Linked DNA regions of Homo sapiens: region 1 is linked to region 2. A link is an interaction called in ENCODE POLR2A ChIA-PET data of the cell type or tissue named here. Cell type or tissue: GM12878. All regions are shown on one strand. Links, peaks and the distances in the headings refer to the core of each region. The heading gives the core; the rest is flanking DNA.

What was found. Peaks named below come from ENCODE experiments on the same cell type or tissue, not always from the same donor. Only the 100,000 strongest peaks of a DNase experiment are listed, where the experiment ranks them.
Region 1: POLR2A ChIA-PET joins it to region 2 with 11 read pairs; 6 of 35 experiments call an interaction of 5 or more read pairs at or near these places.

The regions. Positions count from the first base shown.
Region 1 is chr1:182,619,373-182,629,651 of GRCh38, forward strand. No RefSeq gene overlaps it. Among named protein-coding and RNA genes, the nearest start is that of LINC01686, 9.4 kb to the left of the region's middle. RefSeq lists an enhancer at 3,446-3,505. In GM12878, for the core only: no CTCF peak of the experiment used is centred there; a DNase peak (open chromatin) is centred at 4,001; H3K4me3 peaks cover 709 bases; H3K27ac peaks cover 3,078 bases.
Region 2 is chr1:182,672,790-182,683,068 of GRCh38, forward strand. It overlaps RGS8 (regulator of G protein signaling 8), which reads right to left. Exons shown (of 8, transcript NM_001102450.3): 2 at 30-143. Among named protein-coding and RNA genes, the nearest start is that of RGS8, 6.7 kb to the right of the region's middle. In GM12878, for the core only: a CTCF peak has its summit at 2,993; a DNase peak (open chromatin) is centred at 4,742; H3K4me3 peaks cover 350 bases.

The sequences.
Region 1 (10,279 bases), core at 990-8,989, 53 kb before region 2:
TTGGGCTTCCCTATGGAAAAAAACAGTGAGTTGCTGTAAAAGTCCTGTTCATACACACAGAGCTCTCAGTCACACTCTTATTGCCTTGGTTTTAAATATGAGTGAACAATCAAGGATCACCAGACCTTAGAGCAAAGCCCTCAACTTGAAAGAAAGAGACTAAAGTAAACAATAAAAGGGAACCCAAGAGAAACAGAAACAATTCAGGAAACAGAATAGAAAGGAAACAAATTAAAACAAACCAAAACCCATCATTCATAGCTTCAGGGAAATAAGAGAAAATATTGCAACTATAAAACAAGAACAGAATTTTGTTTTCTAAGAAACAGAGAAAAATTATAACCTCTTGGGAATTAAAAATGTGATACCAAAAAAATCAACAGAAGTGTTCAAAAACAATGTTGAGGAAATCTTTCAGAAAGTCAGAAAAAAAGGGACATTGGAAATAATAAATTAGAAAATTAAAGGATAAAGCTGGGCACGGTGGCTCACGCCTGTAATCCCAGCACTTTGGGAGGCCGAGGTGGGTGGATCACTTGAGGTCGGGAGTTCGAGACCAGCCTGACCAACATGGAGAAACCCCATTTCTACTAAAAAATATAAAATTAGCCAGGCACAGTGGCGCATGCCTCTAATCCCAGCTACTCGGGAGGCTGAGGCAGGAGTATCTCTTGAACCTGGGAGGTGGAGGTTGCGGTGAGCCGAGATCACGCCATTGCACTCCAGCCTGGGTAACGAGTGAAACTCCATCTCAAAAAAAAAAAAAAAAAAGAAAGAAAGAAAATTAAAGGATAAAGCCAAGACGTTTCATTTATAACTAATACGAATGCCAGAAAAAACAGTGGGGAGGAAATTATCAAAGAAATCCTATAAGCAAACCATCCCCAAAGTGTCAGTCTCCACACTGACCGGGCTACCACGCGCTCAGCTCATATTGAATACAAAAACCCAGACATCATTATAAATTCAGAACCCTAGGATACAAAGGTGGTCCTAAGAACCTAGAGACCGGGGGATTGAGGGGGATTGGGGAACAGACCACAAACAATACACAGGAATTGAAATAACATCAGTCTTCTCAATAATAACATTGAACACTTCCAAGGTTCTAAGTGAAAATAATAATAATTATATTTTAAATAATATAATAAATTTTTTTTGAGATGGAGTCTTGATCTGTCACCCAAGCTGGAGTGCAGTGGCACGATCTCAGCTCACTGCAACCCTTGCCTCTCAGGTTCAAGTGGTTCTCCTGCCTCAGCCTCCTGAGTAGCTGGGATTACAGGTGAATGCCACCACGCCTGGTGAAAATTATTTTCAACCTGGAATTCTATGTCACCCACCTCAAGAGTGAGCAGAGAATGAAGATTTTCAGTCAGAAAAGTCTCAAAAACATTATCTCCCATGTACCCTCAGAAAGCTACACTAGAAAATATGTAAGTCCATAAAACAGGAAAGGATGGAGTGGAAGACAGAACTCGAGAGATAAGAGGAAAGTAGAAGGAGTTCTCAGGAAGTAGGCAAAGGAAGGAAGGGTAGGACAACAGTGGGCCATGAGAGCAGCCAACCCTGAATAAGACATCAAAGAGCTCCAGGAAAGATGTCTCAGAGGCAAAAAAAAAAAAAAAAAAAAAAAAAAAAAATCTGATAGACTTGACAATGTGGAAATGTTATTGAGCCATGTTTCACAGAGCTGTGGGAGCACATGGGAGGGCTTAGTCAGGTGCTGATAGAAAACTAAACAAATAAAAATTAGAGGCAATTACTAACTCCAGGAAAAAAGAAAAACAATATGCAAGAATGTACAGGTAAATAAGATATATTACTTGGCTTAATAGCAAACAATATTTATACAATCACAATAACAAAAGCTTTGTTAACCAGAAATTGGGGGACTAGGGAGCTAGCAGAAAAGAGGAAAATGTACATGATTTTAATATCTTCATTACCATAATAGGAAGTCTATAACTAATGTCTGAAATTAATGACTCAAGAGACAGCCACATACTCTGTGAGTTAGAAATATAGGGGAAGTACCAGATGAATACCTTAACATTGAAAATGGTTTTCACTGGAGAAAGGGAGGTGGAGCAGAGGGGAGATGAATAAGAGATAGTTAATTTTATTATTTTCTTCTACATATACAACTTAAAACCAGTTGCCCAGCAATACTTTTATTTAAAATAAGACTATATTAAATAAATTTTAAAAACAAACACTACTGGTCATGTATGTAAAACAGACACATAAACAAATCGGTGAAGGAAAAAGTTCCAGGTGCTACCTGTGCACAGATAAGGTATGGGCATGAAAGAGAGAGTAGCCAGTTCCATCTTGGAAGAGCCAAGTACCTCCTGACTCCTACTTTCCCTTCTTATCCAGAAACACCGCTGCCTGTGTGCATCTACAGATTTGGCTCTCTTGAGAAAACCTGAGGATTAAGCTAGAAACTCACCAAACACAGATGGAGAGGTGGTGAAGTCTACTGGCCAGGAACTAAGAGCAGAGTGCCAGACCACCTGGGTTTGAATCCTGGCTATGACACTGACTAACTGTGATTTTGGACAAGTTACATACCCTCCTCGCCCTCCTCACATGTTCCTACCTCATAGGGTTATTTCAAGGATTATGTGTTAATGTGTCAAGGGCCCAGAACAATTCTTGGTACATGTAAACATCATGTTCTCTCAGCAGACATGAGATGAACCTGCTGAGTGCAGGCACTGGATAAGCACTGGAGGGCACAAACAACCCTAAGCATGCCCCTGTCCTCCAGGAGATTAAGGAGGGGTGGGGAGTGGTGCAAAAGATACAACTGTAAATAGCATATTATCAGCAATATCGCCTAGGTGGCTAGATGTAGAATGAGGGGGACCAGTTTCCTAGAGAGGTGGCTGTTAAAATTTGCTCCATGAGAGGGTCTGGGAGACACCTTTTGGATTTTGGCCCCAGTACCCCTCTGTAGAAAGTTTCCCTTCCCTTCTTGTGTCCATGTGGTTGCAGCAGAAATGCTGTGCTCTGATAATGTGATCTTGCCTCCTTGACCAGATTGAGCACATTCAAATTAACCTGGGCCAATCCGTCTCTTACCTGGGAATTTTGGACCCCAGGATGAAGGATAGATTGGTTTCCCTCTCAGTGTCTTTTTTTTTTTTTTTTTTTTTTTTTTTTTTTTTTTTTGAGACAGAGTCTGGCTCTTGTCCCCCAGGCTGGAGTGCAATGGTGCGATCTCGGCTCACTGCAACCTCCACCTCCTGGGTTCAAGCGATTCTCCTGCCTCAGCCTCCCAAGTAGCTGGGACTACAGGCGTCCGCCACCATGCCCGGCTAATTTTTTTGTATTTTTAGTAGAGACGGGGTTTCATCATGTTGACCAGGCTGGTCTCGAACTCCTGACCTCGTGATCCGCCCGCCTCGGCCTCCCAAAGTGCTGGGATTACAGGCGTGAGCCACCACACCTGGCCATATCTTTGTGTTAAGACTGATGATGTAAATGTGGGAACTATTGACCATTTTTTGCCATGTGAACTGGTAAACAGAGAACAGTCAGCAAGAAAAGAGAAAGGTAGTACGCAGAGAGAAACTGAAAAGAGGAGGAAAGTCAGGGCTTCTGCATTCCTTAGGGTTCTGCTCACTGTTTCTGCTCACAGATTCCATGGGGTGTTCCAGTATTCTCACCAAAACTCCCTTTTATTCATGCTGGTTTGAGTTGAATTTCTGTTGCAAACCAAAATTTCTCTAATAATAGAAGGGGACTCCCCCACTTCTCCTTCCTGTATAGGCAGCAGAAAAAGAAATCTGACTATATTCCCTGGTCTGGCAAGATGTTCGATAAGTCTAAACCTGGAAAAAAACCCCAAAGAGTCCCTAGGGTTGCATCAAAATATAACCTGGCTCTGGGCCCAGGACAGAGCAGCTCTGGCTTCCTAGCGAAGGGTTAGGACTGTGGGAAGGAATGAAAGGAAGGACCGGAAAGGCTGAGGTCCTGGACTGGAGGGGGAGGTGAGAGCATCTGCAGCTGAGGCGCATTCAAGCTTGAAGTGCAGGGGATGTGGTGGGAGGTCAGGAGAGTGGTATGGGGAGAGGACCAGTAGCCATGGCAACAGGAGGGTCTTCCTTTGCCACTGAGGCAAAGGTGAACTCGGGGGGAGGTAGCCAAGCAAGGTATAGGGAGAGGCCAAGTAAGTGGTGGTCTTTGCCATCCATTGATTGTGTCCTTTCCTGCCCATTGTATGCTGGGCAGCAACATTTTAGGCATGGGAATGAAAGACTCGATTTTTCAGGGACGCGGCTATAGAGGTGAGTCATGGAACTATGGGGTATTCCCATTGTGCTCCCTTAGGTACAGGTGGCTGAGGAGTCCTCGGTCAGCAGGTGAAAGCATCATTCAAAGCTACAATTGAGGCAAATACCAGTGATTACAGCTGATTGAGGAACCTAAGAAGACTTCATGGAGGAAGTGGACCTTGAAGGATGGATAGGATTTAAACATTTAAAGGCCAAGCTTTACAGGATACTGTAGCTAGATATTATTCCTTTTTGTAGCTCTACCTCTCACAGCTCTAACACAGCAGATGCTCAAAAATGTTTGCTTAACTGAATTGGATTCCAGGTATAGGAAACAGTATAAGTAAAGTCAAGGGATGAGAAAGGGAGTGGGGTGTTATGTGTTGAGGCCTCAAGGAGAAATCCTGTTTGTTGGTTATAGCAGGCACAAAAGGAATCAGTCAACAGAAGATATGCTGAAAAAGAAAGCTGAGGCCAGAGCTGAAACTTGGAGATGGCTGATGAGTCCTCCAGCTCCCTGAGGACAGGGAGAGGCCAGGACATTTATCCTGGCCTGCCTAGTGATGGGCTCAGGGCCTATTGCAGGATAGGTGCACAAAAACTATTTAAATGAATGAAAGAATATAAAAAGTCACCCATTAGCAAAAAGTTCACCACTGTGTTCCTTCAAATCCAATGTCCTGTAGTCCATTTAATTTAGGACTCGGTGCACATAAATTAGTTTGCACAAAATTTTTAGAATGAAAACCATGGATGTAATAACTGCTTTAGAACATGAATCTGGGTCTGAATCCCACTTAACCTTTCAGGGCAACACTTCTTTTTGATTCCTATGTTTTCATGAGAAGGGGTTGCCCTAAAGTTATAATTGTGACTTCTCTCCCCAACTTTCCCCCTAAATCTAGTAAGCCCTACCCATAGAAGTAGCAACTCATTGCTTGGTGAGTTTAGAAAAAGGAACCAGACATACTCACTTCTCTTCAGGAGTGGCCTGTCCCCAGGAGACCCACAATTCCTACTCTATGGTAAGTTTAGTGGAGCCTGAGAGGAAGTCTGCAGTTTGAGAATTAAGTTCAATTCAGGAGAATCTGTTAGCACACCCATTTGGCAGCATGTGGCTCTTAGCCAAGCCCTCAAAACCAGCTTTTTCTGTAATAAAGCTGACGTTTTCATCATCAGGTATCTGACTCCTGTGTCAAAGGGTTCTGAACTCAGGAAGTGAGTGAAAAGCAGAGGTGTTAGTTACTGGCTCCCTCAAACCCCAGCTATTACTGGCTTGAGAATTTCCTTACCAGGAAAATGGATATGATGATAATATCCGTCATGTAGAGTTTAGTGAAGATTGAAAAAGATAATATGTTTGATGTTCGGTAAATGTTTGTTCTCTTTACTTCCCTGTTTGAAACCCTCTCTTTTAAGCATTTTCCCCATGAAGGCAGGGGGATATTGTACCCCTCTGCATATATCCCCTCTATATGTCTAGCATGTATTTGGATGTTCTGTAAATGTTAAAAAGGTGGAAATGATTATTGCAGGGAGGCCCAGCAAGTGAGTCATTTATGCCCATATTTTTTAAAATAGCTTTAGTGAGGGATAATCAACATACAGTTAACATGGTTGAAGTGGACAACTTGACAAGTTTTGACATAGGCAAACACCTAGTGAAATCATCACAATCAAAAGAGTGGGCGCATCCACTATCCCGAAAGTCTCTCATGCCTCTGTGTAATCCCTGCTCCCCTCCTCCCCACCCTCCTAGCCCCAGGCAACCACTGATCTGCTTTCTGTCACTATGGATTAGTTTGCATTTTTTAGAGTTGTATATAAATGGAATCATATAGTATATTCTCTCTCTTCTTTTTTGTCTGTCTGCCCATATTTTTGAAGAGCAATAAGCACTCATCATTGAATGCTGAAATACTGATCTTGGAGCCCAGAGTCCAGGACTGTTGTTCTGGTTAGACAGCAACATGTTGTTTGACCTTAGACAAGTCATATAACCTTTGTGTGCCTCAATTCCCCTTATCTGCACTATGGTAGGGAATAATTGTGTCTGCTCTACCCCCCAGATTTATTTAAGGTGGAAATACTGCATAAGGTATAATACTAAAAAATGGATAATAAACAAGCCATAAAATATTTCTGTATAAGTAGCTAGATGATATTTGGCAATATTAATGTATGTGTGTGTCTGTCTGTGTCTGTGTGTGTTTTCTACCTAAAATTTCCTATTTCCCTTCATTCAAGCAAATAGCTGACTCTGCACCTTATTTTGTCAGGCAAGTATTGTACAGAGTAGAAAAACAAAAGTAGCCTGCAGATCTTCCTGGCTTTGGATTTCCCAGACCTAAAGCCTTTAGAAGGGTTCAGGTTTACAGAAAAGGAAAAGGAGAAGGAATCTGTGGGTTTATACAGATGGTATCTTAGGGAAGTGGAGGGAAGGGTAAAGTGAACCCTTCTCAGCAGGCTCTGAAACAGTCCTGCTTCCATCAGCATCCCTCTTGCCCACCTTCCTGCTGATTCCTCTAGTACCTGAGCCTTTCAGGGACTCTTGAGGCGAAGAACTTGCCCCTTGTCAGTTAACCCCCACCCCACCCTTCCCTGCTCACCCTCTGGGATCAGGTTTGGCTTCCATCCTCTCTGGTGAGTCATTTGTCATTCCTCCCTCTGCTGTCTGTCTTCATGTGGGTTACAGATGTTATTCTAGTTTCACAAGCTAAAGTTTATTTTGCTGTTTCTTATTCTAATTGTTTGCCCATTGTTTTTAAGAAAGAAGGGTACAGAAAGGACTCAACTCTGCCTTCTTGAAATAGGAATCTAGTGATTTATTTGCCTAATATGTTTTAAAGTTAGGCTTTATTTTTTAGAGCAGTTTTAGGTTCACAGCAAAATTGAGGAGAAGGTACAGAGATTCCCATAGATTCCTAGCCTCTATACATGCACAGCCTCCCTCACTATCAGTATCCCCCAGCAGAGGGGTACATTTGTTACAACAGAGAAAGCTGCATTGGCACATCCTTATCACCCAGAGTCCATAGTTTACGTTAGAGTTCACTCTTGGTGCCCTGTGTTCTACAAGTTTGGACAATGTATAATGACATGCATCCACATCACAGTATCACACAGAGTCATCTCTCTGCCCTAAAAATCCTCTGTGCTCTGTCTATTCCACCCTCCAAAGCCTCTGGCAATCAGTGATCTTTTTACCATCTACAGTTTTATTTTCCAGAATGTCATTGCCTAACATTTCATATTGAGATGTAATTTACAGAAAGCAAAATGCTGGGATCTTAACAGTTTTAATTCAGGAAGTTCTGACAAATGCATTCATTCATGTAACCTACCTCAATATTGATACATGGAACATTCCCATCATCCCAGATAGTTCCCTTGTACCCTCTTCCGATTTCCCACTGCCACCCTGTCCCCAACCAGGCATCTACTTTCCTGATGTTTTTAAAACATAGATTAGTTTGCCTGTTCTAGACTTTGATACAGAATGCAGTCTTTCTGCATCTGGCTTCTTGCACGCTGCATGTTATTGAGATTCATCTGAGTTGGTGCATTTATCAGTAGTGCGTCTTTTTCCATTGCTGAGTAGAATTCCACAATTTCTTATTCATTGTCTTGCTTGCTTGTGTTGTTTCAAGTTTTTGCCTATTGTGAATAAAGCTGTGATGAACATTTGCAGATATGTCTTTTTGTGGACATATGTTTTTAGACCTGTGAGTGGAGTAGCTGGGCCATACGGAAGGTATATATTTAGATTTATAAGAAACTATCAAGCTGCCTTATAAAGTGCTTTGTACCATTTTACATTTACACCAGCACTATATAAGAATTGCAGTCATGCTACAGCCTTACCAACCCCCTTTTGTTAGCTGGATTTTCATTTTACATATTCTAGTGGATACATAGTAGAACTTCACTGTGGTTTTTGGCATTATTTTTCCTAATGGTCCCTAGTCCCTGGAAGACCCTCTTACAGCTCTGAGCAGGGGCCCCTTAGCACTCTTTTTGGTTGCCATTTATATTTCACATGTGCGGCTGTTTATGGGCAGGAGAGAACCATTATGGTAATACACTAATAGTAATGTGTGTTTCATATTTACAGAGGGCAGTAACTGCAGCTCACTGGGAGATTACTCCCTAGCAAAGAGAAATATTAATATGTCATTTGTGAACTTAGAAAAGAGGCCTCCAGGGCCGTAAGTGAAGAATTACATAACCATTGACATCTATGGAAATCTAGCTGTCTCCTCATGGCTTTAGTACTGTAGATAAAAATAATTTGGAGGCAGAGAAGGGATATGAAAAACATTGTATAACTAAAATAGGAAAATGTACTTGGAGATCCATGGAACAGAGAAGGGCACAGGCTGTTTCCAATTCTGGCACCACTGTTTACAAAGCAAACTTTTGGCAAATTATCTGATTTGCATTCTCCTAACAAGTGATGGTGTTCACCAGGTTTTGATTTGGTTTATTGGCATTCATGTATATTATTTTGTGAAGTGTGTGTTTAAGTCTTTTGATTAATTTGAAAATTGTATTTTGTTTGTTTTCTATTGAGTTGTAGGAATTCTTTACATATTCTTGACACACGTCTATTGTCAGATACATATATTGCAAATATCTTCTCCCAATCTGGCTTCCCTATTTATTTTAACAGTATTACATGATAAGTGGAAATTTTCATTTTTGAGGTAGTATAATTTATCAGTTTTTGTTTGTTTGTTTGTTTTTGCTTTTGATGGAGTTCGCTCTGTCACCCAGGTTGGAGTACAGTGGCGTGATCTTGGCTCACTGCAATCTCCGCCTCCCGGGTTTAAGCAATTCTCCTGCCTCAGCCTCCCAAGTAGCTGGGATTACAAGAGCTCACCACCACACCCGGCTAGTTTTTGTATTTTTAATAGAGATGGGGTTTCACCATGTTGGCCAGGCTAGTCTTGAACTCCTGACCTCAGGTGATCTACCTGCCTCAGCCTCCCAAAGTGCTGGGATTACAGGTGTGAGCCACTGCACCCAACCAATTTATCAGTTTTTTTTCCTTTTATGCTTAGAGCTTTTTATGTCCTAAGAAATTTTTGCCGCTCCTCAAGCCATTACAATATTCTCCTGTTTTCTTCTAGAAGTCTTATGGAAATTGTGGCTGCTTGAACTGGCCTCTGAGAAACCCTTGAAAGGCCTCTGGGGGCAATGGTGAGGTCCAGCCAACAGCACCCTGGCCTCCCTCCTCCTCTCCTACCTTCTCTGCCTCTCCTTTCTTCTACCTCCACCTTAATCAAAGCAGCTCCCTTTTCATTTTAGGTATTGGAGTTTTAACTAAAATTTTCTTTAACAAAAGGATTTCCACCCTTTTAAAAATCTCTCCACTGAACTGTAAATTCCTTGAAGATAGGAATCATGTATATATTATTCTCCTTTATATCTTTAGCTATATACAGTGCCTGTGTACATTGTGAACACTCAATAGAAACTTTTAATTGAAATAAATCAACCCAAACGTGGACTGGAAAGATGGGCTTTGTTCAATTTAGCCAAATCTTACATAAGATGTATTCCTGAGTGTCCAATCTGGGTCAGGCTCCAGTGAATGGAGAAAGGCTCCTATTGGGAGTGAGATCAGAGGCCTTCTCCTGCAGCTGGCTCCATAGGAAGCAGTAATAAAAGCATCGCCTTGCTCTTATGTAACCTTTTACTATTTATAAAACACTTTCATATACCTTATCTCAAAAAAGAGCTCCCAAATATCTTCCCTACTCACAAAGACACAAAGACAAGCAAATATCCCAGAGTTTCAAACATAAGGAGGGTAGGGGAGAGAAGACAGGCCGCATTTTCAACCAGGACAAAATTCAGCTCCTCTTGCATGGTGAGCAGGGCACCCAAAGGGCCTTGTGATTAAACTCTTCCTTCTCTCCCAAATTCTGACTGATGCTTAAAATCTCACCAACTGTTATCCCCAACTTGGTGTAACTGAGGCTTTTGTC
Region 2 (10,279 bases), core at 550-8,549:
CATTTCTTTCTTCTTTCAAACCTCCTTACCCACATGGGTCTTCACACTGCCTGCTTCAGTTCCAGAAGGAGGACTCTCTTCCTGCTTGCCCTAGTGTAGTGGTTCTCCAAGCGTGGTCCCTGAACCAGCAGTGTCAGCATCACCTGAGAAGTATCAGAAATGCAAATGTTCAGGCCCCACCCCTAGACCTACAGAATCAGAAACTCTGGGGACAGTAATCAGCCTTCCAGGTGACTGTGATGCATGCTAAAGTTTGCAAACCGCTGCCCTGGGAGAAAGCTTGTCTTCTCGTTATGCTCTAGGTCCCTAAGGTTGAGTCTACACTCCCACTCAGGAACTAGCTCCAAAGACACATAGCCTTTGCTGCAAACCGTTTCTGAAACCCAGAAGGCAGGAGAAATCTCGACAGAAAGTGATGGCTTTATAATAATGGAAATGAATTCGATTTTTTAAACCTTTTTAAATGTATAAAGCATTTTCATGTATTGTCACTCAACAATCCTATGCCACAGTCAGAGAGGGTATTATTATTCCCATGTTACAGATGAAAAAACTGAGGCCAGAAAAGGTGATGTACCTTTATCAAAGCAACCCAACATGCCAGAGGAGGCACAAGGACCAGAATTTGAGTCTTATGACTCTAACAGCAGAGCTCTTTCTACTATATCATACCAGGACCCAGTCTTTCTGGGCAGATCTATTGGTGCATAACCTGAATTCTCTCGGTGAAATGATTCTGCCACAACTACTCATTGTCTGTTGATAAGATGAAATAAAAATTCTGATGCTGCCTCCACAGTGACTCATTGTCTCTTTCTGATATCGTCCACAGTGCCCCTCTATTAAAGAAAGGGAACTTTGTGTTATAAAATAAGATGCAAAAGAAAAGTTTCTCATTTCTTATTACCCCTTTCTTGAACCCTGTTGCTAATTGGGGTTTAGAACTTAAGCAGAAAGAGAACCCTTCATTTCTGGACATTTTCTTGGTACACGGCACCATAAGAAACTTGTACACAGATAAACTGGTGAATAAAAGCCCATTGATAAGCACTCCCCTAATTCAAGATATGTTTATAGAATAAGGTGAATCCACATAGCTAATGTTTAATGAGCAGTTAGTATGTGCCAGACACTATGCCAAACATCGTATTTGAGTTATCTATTTAATTTTCAGAACAAATTTACAAAGCCAACACCTTTATCATCTCCCTTTTACAGATGGAGAAACAGAGACGCGTCATTTAAAAGTGGCAGAGCTGGTATCTAGCACCAAACCTGATGCTTCCAGCCTCTGCTCTACTCCTTGCTTTAACACAAAGGTAGTGCCATCATAGGACACTTTCTACCAGCACTAAAACAGCGGAACAAAGGCCTCCTCCAAATCTCACGCTGCCCCGGCCAGTGTCCACGGGGTAAAGGCCCCAAGGAAAGAGAGCAGGGCTGCAAATGGGCCTGAGTCGCAAGTGGAAGCTAATCAATATTAACCAGGCATCAGAATCTTCAATTAGCCTTTGGGAAAATAATATAGTCACAAGAAGTCAATAAGTCCAATGTTTAAAAAGAGCTATAGTAAACAAGAAAAATGTAAAAGAAAGAACAGGAATATAAAGAGCAGAGGGACAAAAGTGTGTGGACATGAATAACACAAGGAAACGGAACATTAAAACTAGTCCAAGCTTTTTTTTTCTAATCAAAACACTCCTAAATGCCAAAAAGTAATCACAGAGGACCATAGTTTGAGAAGTACAGACGTAGTGCAGGCCCCGCTTACAAGAGGACACCAGCATAATCTTCCAAAGAGGCCAGGGCATAATTTCAGGGAGGAGAATTAAGCTGAACCTAAAGTAAAGCATTCTAGCATCGTCTTCTTTCCTGAAACAAATAAACAGAAAAGGCAAGCAGAGTTAAGTGCTCGTGAGAAAGGAATTCATCACCTTGGACTCTACATTCCCCAGGCTTAGAGCTCTGGCCCAGGAATGTAGAGCTCTGGGTTCTTTTCCAGCTACTGCTCCTGACTTGCTAGCTGCAGTTGGCACAGGACATCTCAACTGGCCACAACTCACGTTTCTTACAGGAACACAGTGATTGCAAGCCCTGCTCCTGCCTCTGGGCTGTCCTGCCCGCCTCTGAACTTCCCAGTCTATACTCACTCCTCTTGGGAAGCCCTGCCCTCTCCAGGCACCCACCACTCCTCTCCAGAATCAGTGCTTCAATCTTGCCTCTTCAGCTCTAGGCCGCTTTTCCAGAGGTTTGCTGGACAGTTCCTCACATCTCAGACCCTGCACACTATACTCTTCTCTAAACAGACCCTGCATGCTATACTGTCTCTAAACAATCACTCTCCCCCATCCTCCATTCCTGCTGGGCTCCCTGTGCTTACTTGTGACATTACTCTGCCCAAGTCCCACAAGGGACCCTAAGCCTAACCCTAACCCCAACAAGTACAGACATTTCTGGCTTCTTTTTCTCCATTCCCTTCCTAAATTGGTTTTTAAATCTTGTCATATTTTTGAAGTATTTCTCAACTTCATTTCCTCCCATCCATTGATGCTGCCATATGAGAGGTTATTCAACCCCCAGCACCTGCACAACCTCCTGCCCTCTCTTAAATAACTGATCTCCCTGCCCTCATTTCTTTCTCTGCCCACCCACAAACCTTCTTGCACACTACACTACCACCAGAGTACCACTGAACAGATACCATAAAGTGGATCATCTGTGCAATCATCTTTGATGGGCTCCATTGCACCTCCTTGTCCTGCCTGACAATGAGTTTGTCCCGTTTGCCTATCCAGGTTTTCTATCCCACACACATGCATGATTCCTCTGCTGTCCCTTCTGCCCGGAATGTCCCCACCCTTGATCTGCCTATTAACTCTCAGCTTCTTCCCTAAACCCATTACCTCAAGCTAAAAATTCTCCTTTCCAAACCTTTTTCAGAATTCTCCCAATCAGAAGGAACCCCCTCCATCCCAATAGCACCACCTTGCTGTAAGGCCCTCTGACAGCCCACATCACAGGCATAGTTTATTCTTAAGATTTATATTTTCTGAGCCTCTCAACTGACTGTGTGCTCCAAAAAGACAGACTCTTTTACTTACTCTCCTTACTATTAATTCTCATTAACTCACAGAGAGCAGGTGTTGAGTAAATGTCGGCTAAATTTGATTTTGAGTTCGTGAAAAAAAAATCTGAAAAATCGCCGAGGATTCTTTATGGTAGAAACATGTTAGACTTCTGCAGCCTTCTGGTCAAGACTGAAGTCAACAGAATGCTAATGACACTCAGGGTCAGCTGCACAGGTACATAAGGCATTTGCAAACTAACCCAATAGCCTGGTCAGGGCAGTGTGGAATTCATCAAGAGCAAAAGGAGCACCTGGCATTGTCACACAGGCCATGAGAATGTAATTAAATTGAAGATAAAGGGAGTTTAAATTTGCAATATAATATTTTAAAAAGCCACGAGAGTGGAGGAGGTTTATTGCCAAATGCCCCTGTGTGTTTATGTAATCAACATACCACCTAGGATAATACCACATTTAAAGCTTTTAATAAAACAGTCATTTGGATATTAGATTTGAATTCTGGTCAGCATGCTAAAGCTCTTCCGTAAATCTTTTAAAAGCAATTTCCACTTCGTAGCTTCCTAGTAACAGTAGAAACATGAATCAACATATGCTGCATTGATTTAGGGTTTCCATGGAAACCGGAAGGACACATGGAAGGGCAGGACAGAAGGAGGTCACTTGGCCCAAAATTCTACTTTAAAAAATGCACCTCTATCTCATTCCTCTGAGCATTAGCAGCCTCATTTCCTGTTCATCAGTTCAAGCATCCACATATTTAATTTGTAATAACGCTGCTCAACTCCTCATAAGGAACATCAGAGGGGACATGGAGAAAAGTCAGCAGCTGAAGCTGTGTGCCCATGAGGTTTTCAAAGAAAACCAAGAAGCACAGGATTTGGAATCAGAAGAAAGGGCCTTTGGTACTAACTCTGCAATTAACTAGCTCCATGACACTAACTACTTCTACTAGCTCTGTGACCACCAACGAACATCACCAAGACATTTCAACTTCAATTTCCTCATCTGTAAAACACAAATTAACACACCTGCCCGGTCTATTTCTCAGGGCGATTATATGCAAAGAAATGAGAAAGTCTATGGGGGAAATGCCCTGTAAATTCCAGTACATCACACCCTATTATTATATTTGAAGATGATCTTGGCTTCCCTTTAAATGGAATTTTGCCAGTGAGCAAGGAGATGAAAAAAACAAAAAAAAAGTTTCCTAATTTAGTGGAGATTAGACTGACTGGAAAAGAAAGTGTGGTGGATTTGACAGCCCTGAGCTTCAACCCCAACTCCGTAATTTTCCAGATTAAGGGCAGATCCAGAACTGTGGGCAAGCTACTCGCCCTGTCTGAGTATCATTTTCATCATGGATAAAATGAAGATAATAACAATAGCAATGTCATAGTCTCGTTATAAGGATTGAATTAGATAATGTAATGCAGTCTTCATCACAATTCTTGACAAACGGCAAATAGCTGTTCTGTGTGAGCCACTTTTATCATTATTCGTAGTCTTTTCAACTATATTTTATCATCTGTAAAATGGTAATTAAATTTCCTACTACTTCCTCATTTTACATAGAGGATTACTTAGATGTCTGTTCAGCTATTTAATAAGCTGTTTGGGGAAAGGTGCTATATAAATAGAATGCCATTATTTAAAGTTTCACTTTTTTACCACCTGCTCAGCGAGGTGAGACAAAAATGTATAAGATAGCACATCTGTAATGATTCTCCAGCTGCTCAGTGGCTGGGGGTTACGTAAGTCTCTGTTACCTTTCTCATTTCCTTTTGTTCCTCTTGAGCATTCATTTGTCTCCTCACTGCTCACTGCAGGGTTTTCCTCTTGCCAGCCTCTTTTCTTTATTCACTACTTTATACTCCCCCTTCTAAGTGTGTCTAGAAAGAAATTTCAAAGTTAAATTTTGGAGGCTTTGGTGTCTAAGCCTGCGATTCTTCCTTAGGTCTCCTCAAATGAAATGGTATAGCAACAGCAAAGGAAATGAAACAAAATCAGGAGATGTTAGAGGATTACACAGTGCTGCCTCGCAGACAATGGCCATCAGGGTTAAAAATAAAGCTGAAGAAACACCTCAGCCAAATGTAATACATGGACTTTGTGTTGAATCCTGATTCAAATGTAAAATTTTAAAAATAATACAGTGCAATTGAGAAAATCTAAACACTGATTAGATATTTAATAGTATTAAGACATTATCGTTATTTTTTAGTGCAATTTTGATATTGAGGCTTTTTTAAGAGACCTTATCTTTTAGAGGTATACTCTGAAATATTTATAGTTGAAATGATATGCTATCATGAACAGCTTCAACATCATCTTGGGTGGGAAGCTGGGTGGTAGGTACGTAGGGACTCATTGTTCTGTTCTCTTGACTTGTGTATATTTGAAATTGTGCCTACAATGTGTGGCTTCAGTAAAATAAGCCAACAAAGTACAAGAAAACTGAAATACAGAAGGAGGAGACTATTTGAATGGAACTTGATTTTCTGTACATTTTCCATTGTAAGTTTTTCTCCCCTTGAATAAATCCATTTTAAGAAAAGTCTATTATTTTATGCCTAGGGAGCAGGTGCTAAAATTCACAGAGGTTTAGAGTGGGTATAACTCCTAGACATCACCTACAGAAACTAAACTTTGAAGACTTTGTCCAATGTCACATTTCTTAGAGGCATAGCCAGGACTCCAACTCAGAGTTCCTGGATGGAATCCAGCCACATCCTTTGTTCCCACTGCTGAGCTGCCCATCTATACAGGCAGAATTCAGGGCCATATGTTAACACTGGACAAGGAGAGAAATGATGGCCTGTTTGCTCACCTCCACAGCCCTTCTCTGTTCCTACTATGATCACAGCCTTAAACACTGAACTCAGGTTTTACAAATGACCTTTCCAGTGGCCAACTAGTTTCTGTGAGGGCAGCTGAAGGGCAGGAAGGTAGAGTGGAGAGAGAGAGCTTATGCAACATACACAACTCTTCACACCCTCACAACCTGATCTCCTGTCCCATCAAGATCATCAAGGCCTCAGGTATGAAATACCTGGACCTCTTTTCACTTACTAACAACTCCTACTAATCTATCCATATTACACACACCCTGACCTCCTTCCAGCTGCCCTCAGATGTGTCTATTTAAGGTGAATTCTTCCTCCTGTGGCCTTCCACCTATTCTTTCCCATGGACCCTCCTTTATGAACTCTATCTTTATTTTCTCTTTCTCACATGTTATTCTGCACTTAACAAAAACAATGTTCATCTCTTTTATTTAAAAAAATTCCCCTTGGGAAACACCCTTGGGTGTTTCTCCTTTTATCAGCAAAACTGCTTGAAAGAGTCTCCTCTGCTTCCTCACTTCCTATCCCCTCCTAACCCCTTTGCCATTTGGCTTCCATTCCCACCATTCCCCCGAAACACAGCCTCCATACTGTGAGGTTCAAGTGGAAATGTTCCAGTACTTGTCTTTATGAACCTCTTTGCTGCCTTTGCCATGGTGACCATTCATTTCTTGGATCTCTCTCTTTTGACTTCCCAACATTACACTCCCCTGGCTGCCCTTCCCCTTGGTCTCCTTTGCTGGCTCCTCCTCCTCTGTCCACCCCATAAACACTGGTATTTTCCTTCCTCTCTAATCTTAGCTTCCTGCCTCTCTCACCTTGCATGCTACTTGGGCAATCTCATCCTTGCCCATAGTCCTAACTACATTGGGTATATTGACCATTTCTAAATATTTTTGTCCAACTCTAGCCCCTCTCCCATCATGTAGACACCAATAGCTCCCAATCATGTAGACTCCGATAGTCCTTGGGTTGCTGAACATACCCCTCAGATATCCTACAGGCCTAACAACTGCAAATATATCTAAATAATGGACACATCATATTCCCATCTTTTCTTGGCCCATTTTATCCGCCGCCCTCACCACGCCCACCTCCCACTCCACCCGCACCCCCTACACACACATATAAACCTTGGCTTCCTCTGGAATTGCTGATCTCAGTTTCTGGCACCACCATCTACTGAGTAACTCAAGCCAGAAATAGGAAAGTAATTACAGGCAACTCCCTTTCTCTCATCTCCTGTCGACAACCAATTACCAAATCATACTGATTAAATCTTTCATAGTTTTCAAATCTGTCTCCTCCCCTCCATCCTCGCTACCACTGCTCTGGCTCATGTCCTTACGGTCCTGGTTCACGTCCTCACAGTCTCTGGTCCCCATGAGACAGCCTATTTTCTTAAATTCAGCTCCAATCTGCAGCCATAATCACCTGGTTAGTCACAAACATGACTGCATTTCCTTCTCCTCAAAACCTTTAAGCCCTCCTACTCTAGGGATAAAGTTCCAGCTTAAGAAGGATCCTGATACACAAACACCCCAAGGTCTGGCTACCTTGAGAGTCACCTACCACTTCCCTGGCTTGTCCTTCAGGCCCCAATAACTCTACACTTTCCATAATCATGAGCACATATCACAGGGTTCCATGGCTTTGGGCCTCCTTTATTTCATTTCCTCTGCCCAGAATGTCCTTGATCTGAGTGAGTCCTGCTCATCCTCAAGCTGCACTTCAGGACGACTTCTCCAAAAGCCTCACCTGAACACCCAAGTTCAGGAAATGCCCTCTGTGCTCCTATGGCTTCCAGGCACACTTCTCTATGTCAGCACCTGGCATAGCTAGGTACCTGCAACTCTCTTCTCCTAACCAGATCCTAAGTTCATCAAGGGCAGAAAGCATGGGTTCATTCATTCATTCATTCATCTGACTAACATTTAAGTGTCTCCTATGTGCCAAGCAAGGTCCCAGGCATGGGTACATTACATTCCCTATGTACATTGCCTAGGTAAAAAACGTATTTTTCATCTCTACACCTCCAAAATGTAGCACGGTCCCCGGCAACAGGAAAAGGCTCAGTTAATGTATGTTGAGCTGACACGAGCCCCCCAGCAGGTAGGTGAGGAAACTGTGTTTGGTGTAGGATGCTGGCCAACAGAGACAGTGTGGAGTCACAGAGTGGCACAGGCTCCAGGGTCAGCAACAAGGGTTCAAGCTCCAACTCTGCCCCTTTATGGCAGGCTCTCCTTGGCTTAGGACCTTGCCTTCTCATCTCTGAAATCAGAATTACTAAGGCAATGCCCACTTCCTGTGTTACTGCAAGAATTCAGTGAAATATATAAGTAAACATGGGCTGTAAATCACTTAGGCTTATGAAAACATTGAGTCACAGGGAGAACATCAGAGTCCGAGAAGGCAGAAGCCCCACACCCAGTGGGGAGAGGTGTGGAGGCTGCATGGATGGGACAGGAGGGCCAAAGGTGGAGAAGCAGAGGGATGTAGTTTTCAAAGCCATGGAGCTGAGAGGCAAGCATGAAACCCTGTCACAACTGAAATGTGGCTTTCCCTCCTATCGCTCAGTGCCAGGGTGCTGGTTATCAATCTCTTCCCCTTCTCAGATAGTAACAAAAGCTTTACCATTTGCCATCAGAGTCTACAGCTGTGGGCAGAGAGCAGCTTCAGCACTCTCCCCCTTCTCTGAATATAAAATAAGCTCTTTCTAATCCTCCATTTTTAATGACTTCAGGCAATGGCTTTCATGTCCTCACTCCTAGCTCCATTCTAGCCAGACACCTAGAATCACGCAGCAAGGAGAATCCACAGCCATCAGACCCAGGAGTGGGGTTCGGCCACAGCAACAGCAGCAGGGAATAGTGGAGTGGAGTCTGGGACTCTGGGGACAGTTCTCCCACTGGTATTTGCTCCGAAATTCACACAGAACTGGGAACTGAGAGCACTCAGTGAGACGCCTTGCTTGCGGGCATGTGCTGGTGCACGTTAATGTCTGAGCTGGAGGCGGGAGGAGGGACGAGGGCTGTGTGGGTGCACTCCGATGCACGGAGATGCTGAGCAAATTCCCCCTGACACTTTTCCTTGAGAGACAAGGCCCTGGGAGGAATCAACCTTAAGCCACTCAGCTTTTCTGAGACCCTCTTCCTTCTAGAACCTTTTACTGCTGAATTCAAAAGCCTTTGGGAAATTCCATACAGAGAACACTGACCAATTCCATGCAGAGAACACTGGCAAAGGTTCTGATGATGATGCTGATATTTCTTGGACGTGAAAAATACCCCCCAGGCACAGAGGGGAAGCAAGAAAGCATTTCTGACATCTCTAGAAATGTAGGTGTTTGGACAAAGAAGAAACCAGAAAGCATAAAACAGAGAGCCTGGAATAGAATAGACAGGAAAATTGTTCTAAGTCATAAAGTCATTATATTAACAAAACTTACATTTGTATAGCGCAGTCACAAGCTGGGTTGTGCTATACAAATGTGAGTTTTGTTACTTATAATCACAAGTCACAAGTTGGAGCTGGGATTGAGAAAGGAAGATGGAGAACAAAAAGGACATTTGAGGCTTAGCACCTGCTAAGTTGGAAGAACAGGCATATTTCTGCACCCTTGCTCCTGGCAAGAGTGGTGGGCTTAAAGGTTCTGAAGGGTCTGTTAGAGAGTAAATGGGGATGATGATACAAGGACAGGTGCTTTCACTTCTCTGGCTGAACTTCCTCGAGTTTTTTTTACCCCCCTTGAGCCTCAATTTGTTCTAGGAAGTTGGGAGAATTAAACAGCATCATGTGGGCAAGTACCTGGCAAAGTTGTTCAGCACATCTTGACCACTGGGAGCTATCATTCCTTTCAGCTGATCCTCACAAGCTCCTTTGAAAGTGAGCCAGACACTTGTTATCACTCATTTTACAGATGAAGCTGCTCAGTGGCCCTGAGTGGAGGGCCCAGGGTAATTCAATTAATGGCCCTAAGAAGACTTGAACCCAGGACCTCCAGTACTTTTTCCACCCCAACTCTGCCTATTCAGCTCATGCTGCTGCTGACCCATGGCTGAGATCCACACTTGGAGGGTTTTTCTTAACAGAAAGATGAGGGTTTGGCTCAGCTGTCCATCCACACTCTTGCTCTGTCCTCTAAGAGCCCCTTGCTATAGTGGCATGGCTGTTGTGACTAAGGAACCATGTTCTCCAGGTCAGAGTTCACTGACCCACGGGAGAAAGACCTTCACCTAACTGGCATGTTTCATTCACCTGGACAAGAATAAGAGCAAGTTTTCAGATCCCTTTTTGTGTTAGACACTATGTGGAAAAAATCTTTAAACAAAGAAGAAGCTAGAAGGAT